Linked DNA regions of Mus musculus: region 2 is linked to region 1. Evidence: chromatin contacts called from ENCODE Hi-C or POLR2A ChIA-PET data. All regions are on one chromosome and are shown on one strand. Each heading gives the region's core, a stretch centred on a gene start or an enhancer-like site at or near the end of the contact. The rest is flanking DNA. Distances are from core to core; before and after follow the strand shown. Region 1 overlaps Cacna1d (calcium channel, voltage-dependent, L type, alpha 1D subunit). Region 2 overlaps Cacna1d (calcium channel, voltage-dependent, L type, alpha 1D subunit).

Region 1 (2,796 bases), core at 184-2,683:
TCAAGCAGGTCAGAAAGCAGGAGCTGATGCAGAGGCCATGGAGGGATGTTCTTTACTGGCTTGCTTCCCCTGGCTTGCTCAGCCTGCTCTCTCATAGAACCAAGACTACCAGCCCAGAGATGGTCCCACCCACAAGGGGCCTTTCGCCCTTGATCACTAATTGAGAAAATGCCTTACAGTTGGATCTCATGGAGGCATTTCCTCAACTGAAGCTCCTTTCTCTGTGATAACTCCAGCTGTGTCAAGTTGACACAAAACTAGCCAGTACAGAGTTGTTTTGTGGGTCTCTGTTACAAAAGACCACAGCCCTGTTTCCTAGTTTAGCATCTGCCTCTCATCCCCTGCCTCAGCCTTTAACATTCCTCTGGACTCCTCCCCTGCTCTGTAGCCATTCTGGACTGACCTGTCCTCATAGGTGTCTTGCCTTGGTGCCTTCGTCTCCAGGGTCTTTGGCCTGGAGTGTCCTCCGTGAAGACTTTCAATTGCCTCAGGAAATCTCTTAATCATTGAGGTCCAGCCCTTCTCTTAAAGCTGGGACTAGACTTGGTGTAAATTTTGCAGTTGTCATTTGTCCACCACCCTTCATGCCTGTCAAGGCCACCAACCCTGGAACTGTACCATATGCATCTCCAGTTACCGGCACCAGACACCTACATAGCCAGTGTTCAGGAGTGCAGACTTTCATACCACCCACACATAATCGAGCCCAGGAGAGTCAGGCTGGTGGTGTTACACATTTCCAGGGGATACAGCACTGAGGTCTTCGATGTTGAAGTCACATGTAGCTTATCACTGCTGTACAAGGTAGACCCACCAAGCATAGCATTTTGGGACCACCTTACTTATGTGTATGGGATCATGTATCCCAGGAAACTCAGCTGTGAGCTATTAAGAGTCCTCAGTAGAGTTATCTGTGCCATTTGTCCCATTGAAAACTGCAGAGCAGAATAAAAACAAGGCACAACTTGCTGGATCCAGATCTACTCAAAGCCTGTCCTTTGCAGCCTTCCTGGGTTCTATGTGTTTGACATAGCAACACAGCCAAGTCAGCCGGGGCTACAATGTAGCCAGCTGGGGCTACATTGAGGCAGCTTAGATTTTCCTCCTAAGTCATACCTAGAGGAAGTGCCCTCCTCCCAGACACTGAGGCAAGCAAGGCCAGGAGAAAAGGGACTTTGCAGCCTGGCTGGTTCGTTCCTGGATTCTAGGTCTGTGGTCCGTAACTGTCCTCTTGTGGCAAGGAGATGGAGAATGTTTTCCACAAGGAGACAGGCAGAGGGAGAAAATGTCTTCCTCTAATTACAAACAGAGACGGGAAGGTGGGCGGGGACATGTCACATGTCTGTTTGGTTCTGCTCATTTTATTTTTATGAAAACACGACTCAATATTGGATGTTCTCCTAAAGGTATATTTTGAGCATTGCTAGTTAGGAAGGGCACCTGGTGACTCAGCACGAAGACACATGTCCCACTCAGCTTTGACACCTACGAGGCGCCAGAGGAACGGCAGAGACCTGAGAAAGGATTAAAGGCTTCCCTAAACAGAAAGCTATGGCCACGGACTGTTTTTCTCTGTCAAATCGTTTCTCTGTAACGACTAAGCTGCTACACAAGACACATATACTAAGCTGAGTGGTCCTGCCCCACCGACCTCCACAGATCACAAGCTACACGGTGCCTACAAGAGCTTCGTGTGTGTACCGGTGCAGCCTTGAATCTGCTCGTGAGTCTGTGGATGTCTGGGTTCTCTAACCCACTTGCAGGCTGCATATGTCAGACCCTGCAGTTATTTATAGCCAGCGGAGGGGAAGTGAGAGCACGATTCCTTCACAATTATACTTTTTAGAGCTATATGTTCAGACCAGCAGTTTACATCATGGGGCCTCTTCTTCACTTCTGTGCTGCTGGGTCCTGTCTTTCCTGCCTACGCTATAGAGTCAGCCTTTATTACTCAGTAAAGTTGGTCGGCCTCTGAGATGCCATACTCACCCATGGTCTAGGGAGCAACGTTTGCTTGTTTTTCAGCCGTCGATGGCGTCGCTGGAACCGGTTCAATCGCAGGAGGTGCAGGGCTGCCGTGAAGTCTGTCACGTTTTACTGGCTGGTGATTGTCCTGGTGTTTCTCAACACTTTAACTATTTCCTCTGAGCATTACAATCAGCCAGACTGGCTGACACAGATTCAAGGTATGGCCGGAAGGTGTTCTTCTGTTCTGAATTTGAGATGCTTGTCAGTAGCTAACTGCTAACTGCTGGTCAGTATCCAGCTGTGGTAGAATAAGTTAGTAGGACTAACTGAGATGGTAAAGAACCATTCAGACTCAAGCAAGCCCTGGGACAGATGTACAGCTCACACCATGCAGTGTCCGCTAACTTAGGCCCCAAACTTGAGATAGCCCAGGACCAAGGAATTTTGGAATTGAGAGGCACTTCTCCCTGCCATATTGGAAGAGTTACCCTCACTTTAGTATATTTGGTCAGTAATTTTGATTCTGCTACTTTAAGTGACTAGAACAGGGGTACATAGAGGCCATCTCCAAAAGAGCCCGTTCTAGACCGGACAGTTTAGAATTCTTGAGCTGTCCTTCTGTATATTCGCTTCTGCTACTCTCAGCCTGTGGGACATCATTTTTTGTTACACACACACACGTGCACACACACACACACACACACACACACTTTGGAACTTTGGAGATGACTGGGTAAGCAGAGTAACTGCTGTGTAAGCATGAAGGGCTGACTTCAGGTCCGCAGAACACCCGTGTGAAAAGCTAGGCCTGGCAATGTATGTCTGGAA
Region 2 (2,796 bases), core at 86-2,585, 190 kb before region 1:
ATATATTTTTAAAGATATCTATATCCATCAATCTTGTCAAAATGACTAATTATTTCCAGTATTTATTTGAAGATTTTAAAAAGATTTTCTTTAAACACCATCATGGTGTGAATAATAAAACAGTTTTACATCCTTTTTTCATGTCTGTGTGTACACTTGCTTGCATGTGTACTTGTGTATATATATATATATATATATATATATATATATATGTGTGTGTGTGTGTGTGTGTGTGTATGTATATGTCTGTGTATGGGTATATGTATGTGCATATGTGTATATGTGTATGTTTATGTGTTTATGCAGTATGTGTGCTTGTGTGTGCATGTGTGTATATGTATATGTACATGTGTATATGTGCATGCACATGTGTGTGTGTATTTTCTTGCTTCACAGCATTGGCCAGACCCTCCACCATAGTGTTGAGATGGAATGACAGGAGTGTGGCTCTCTTGCCTTCCTGAGCAGAGAGGGGAAGTGTTCCCTGCTCACGGAGCACAGTGAGTGGTGGATTGTGTATAGGTGTCTAGGTCTGGTTGGGAAAGTGTTCTGTTTTACTTTGATGAAAGTTTTGTTATGAAAGGATGTTGAATTTTATTCGATACCTTTATGCATATATTGAGATAATTATAAAGTTTTTTCTTTGGATCCATTGAATTTTAGATGTTAAGCCAATTTTGTGTTCCCTGGATAAACACTTGTTCTTAATACCCTTTCTACATGTTGATCAGTTTGGTTTTTTTAAAACTAATTTATTATGGGTTTTGGTATGCATGTTCCTACCAAATCTTATTAAGTCTTTGATTTTAGCATCAGGATTTGAATCAAAGTGATGAGTAGTCAGATTCTACTTATGGCCAGCCGTAGAACCCAAATTTTCTTATATTTGAGCATAGCTACTGTGAAAGAAGTAGGACTATTCTACTGGTTACATAAGAGTCTCTGCTTATCGACTTGTGCAACATCTACAAAACAGCATATTTATTGTGTATGAATAATACACCAACTATGCTGAAAAATATCCTCAGTGGGTTGAGCAACTCATACCATCACTTACGTTAAAATTATGTTTATGTATTTTTTACAGTTGCTTGTAACACTGACAATGAATTCTTCCGTTGTCACCCATTTGTAATTTATGGCCTATTCACTTACATGCCTTTGTTACACACAAGTATTCGGTTCTCACCCATTCCCTCTATATCCCTTTTTGGTTTCGGTATTTCTCTTGAATAAAAGCTTAGTCATAAGCTAGCTAGAATTATTTTGCATCAAGCTGGCAGTTGCTCCCGAGAAATAAAATACTTTTTATTTATGTTGGAGGCATAGTAAGTAGGTTGCCACTGTGACTGTGATTTCTGGTTGAAATACAGATTGTAAATTCAGTTGAAATCAGGAGAGGTTGCATATAGACTGGAGGTAGGAGAACGGAGCCGGTCAGTTTGGTTGAGATAGTAGTGGCTGTGCTTTGATAATGGGGGGTGTAAGAGTCAAGAGCAGCAGGCTAGTGCCTGCAGTGCTGCTCCAGAAACCTTCCGGGACCACAGGATGCCTGCAGGAGGGTTTGGGGCATGTGTGACTTCGGTGCCCATCTTCAGAATGACACATTTGGATGCACATCCTACCCCTGCCCCCAGTGCTGATTGCACGCTGTATCCTGAGGGTGGGCACCGTGTGAGTCAGAAGGATCGCTTCCCTAATTTTCCTTCCAAGAATCCAAGAAGGTTGGCTGCATCGTGGGCGAAGCCTGGCACCTGTAAGCGAGGACCTGCCTGCCACACTGTGCGGAGCATCTGGAGGTCCGTGATTGGCAGGCTGTGCCTCTCTCCTGCTGTCTGGGGATGGTAGGTAGAGACGGTGCTGTGGGTTGGTGAGCGATTCTCAGATTCTCACACCTTAGTGCTGCCTCTGTTTTTCTGGCGGACATTACATTAACAGGGTCTTTGGACCGGGACCATTAATAGAAACTATTCCCTCAGCATGAAGAGCACCTCCTGTGTTACTCTTTGCCAATCCTGTCCTCCCATTCTTGAAGATTTCCACTTTAAGTCCAGCCCCCCAAAGCCTTCTCTGACTTAGAGTCTCTGACGTAGCCCACACAGTCCCTGGCTTCCCACAGGTGATCCCTGACTCATGGTGGTCTGAGTTATGTTTTCTTTTGGCTTTATGGTGGAATGGTAGTGAAAATGCATTCGTTAGAAGTCATTCTTCAGTGTGACAACTTGGCTGTCCTCTGCCAGTGCCAAGCTGTGGCCGTGAGCTGTGGCTTCACGTGTGGTGTGCTTGAGCTGTGGTGCACGGGCGTCACTGTGGTGCACGGGCGTCACTGTGCTCTTGAGGCTACTTGGGTGGGGGACAGTAAATGCAGGGAGATACTTCCAGTGCGCAGTAACCACACTGCATGGTCAGAGTCTTTGTTTACATATCTTTTCTCCTTTAGGATCCACATGTGACCATGTGTTTAACAGATATAACCCAAAGAGTACTGGGTATGTTCTGGGTGGGTGTGGCTGCGAGGATAAGGCTGAGATCACAGAGACAGTCAAGATCTGACTTTTAAAAAGTGACGTCAGTTGATGCCTAAGAGAACCTTGACATTCTCAGGGATGCGTTAATTATAGCAAAAAAAAAAGTTTTAAAAATACACAAAGGAGAATGTAGTGTCTGCAGGAGCCAGGTTATTTAGCACATGAGGAGTATTGAAACAAATGATTTCGGATGAGAGAAACATGATTAAGTTATTTGGGGGGGCTTAGATTGCCTGAGTTCACCTCTGGATAACCCTCTCCTTTCCGA

What was found. Hi-C counts contacts between places; a loop is a spot of excess contacts on that map. ChIA-PET counts read pairs that join two places held with the same protein, here RNA polymerase II (POLR2A).
Region 2: a map of left cerebral cortex shows a loop between it and region 1 (9-fold over the local background). The contact joins two enhancer-like sites. A Hi-C loop is called at or near these places in 1 of 37 maps with a recorded cell type or tissue (left cerebral cortex). POLR2A ChIA-PET finds 5 or more read pairs at or near these places in 1 of 5 experiments (embryonic stem cell).

Annotation. Positions count from the first base shown.
Region 1 is chr14:30,124,172-30,126,967 of GRCm38, reverse strand. Cacna1d (calcium channel, voltage-dependent, L type, alpha 1D subunit) reads left to right here. Exons shown (of 47, transcript NM_001083616.2): 12 at 2,026-2,186. Among named protein-coding and RNA genes, the nearest start is that of Gm52106, 53 kb to the right of the region's middle. Within about 2 kb of position 1,433, at least 1 of the 3 ENCODE cell types and tissues checked has a DNase peak (open chromatin) inside an H3K27ac peak, as active enhancers do; it is left cerebral cortex, where a contact is called at or near this core.
Region 2 is chr14:30,317,411-30,320,206 of GRCm38, reverse strand. The region is part of intron 3 of Cacna1d (calcium channel, voltage-dependent, L type, alpha 1D subunit); the gene reads left to right. Among named protein-coding and RNA genes, the nearest start is that of Cacna1d, 35 kb to the left of the region's middle. Within about 2 kb of position 1,335, at least 1 of the 3 ENCODE cell types and tissues checked has a DNase peak (open chromatin) inside an H3K27ac peak, as active enhancers do; it is left cerebral cortex, where a contact is called at or near this core.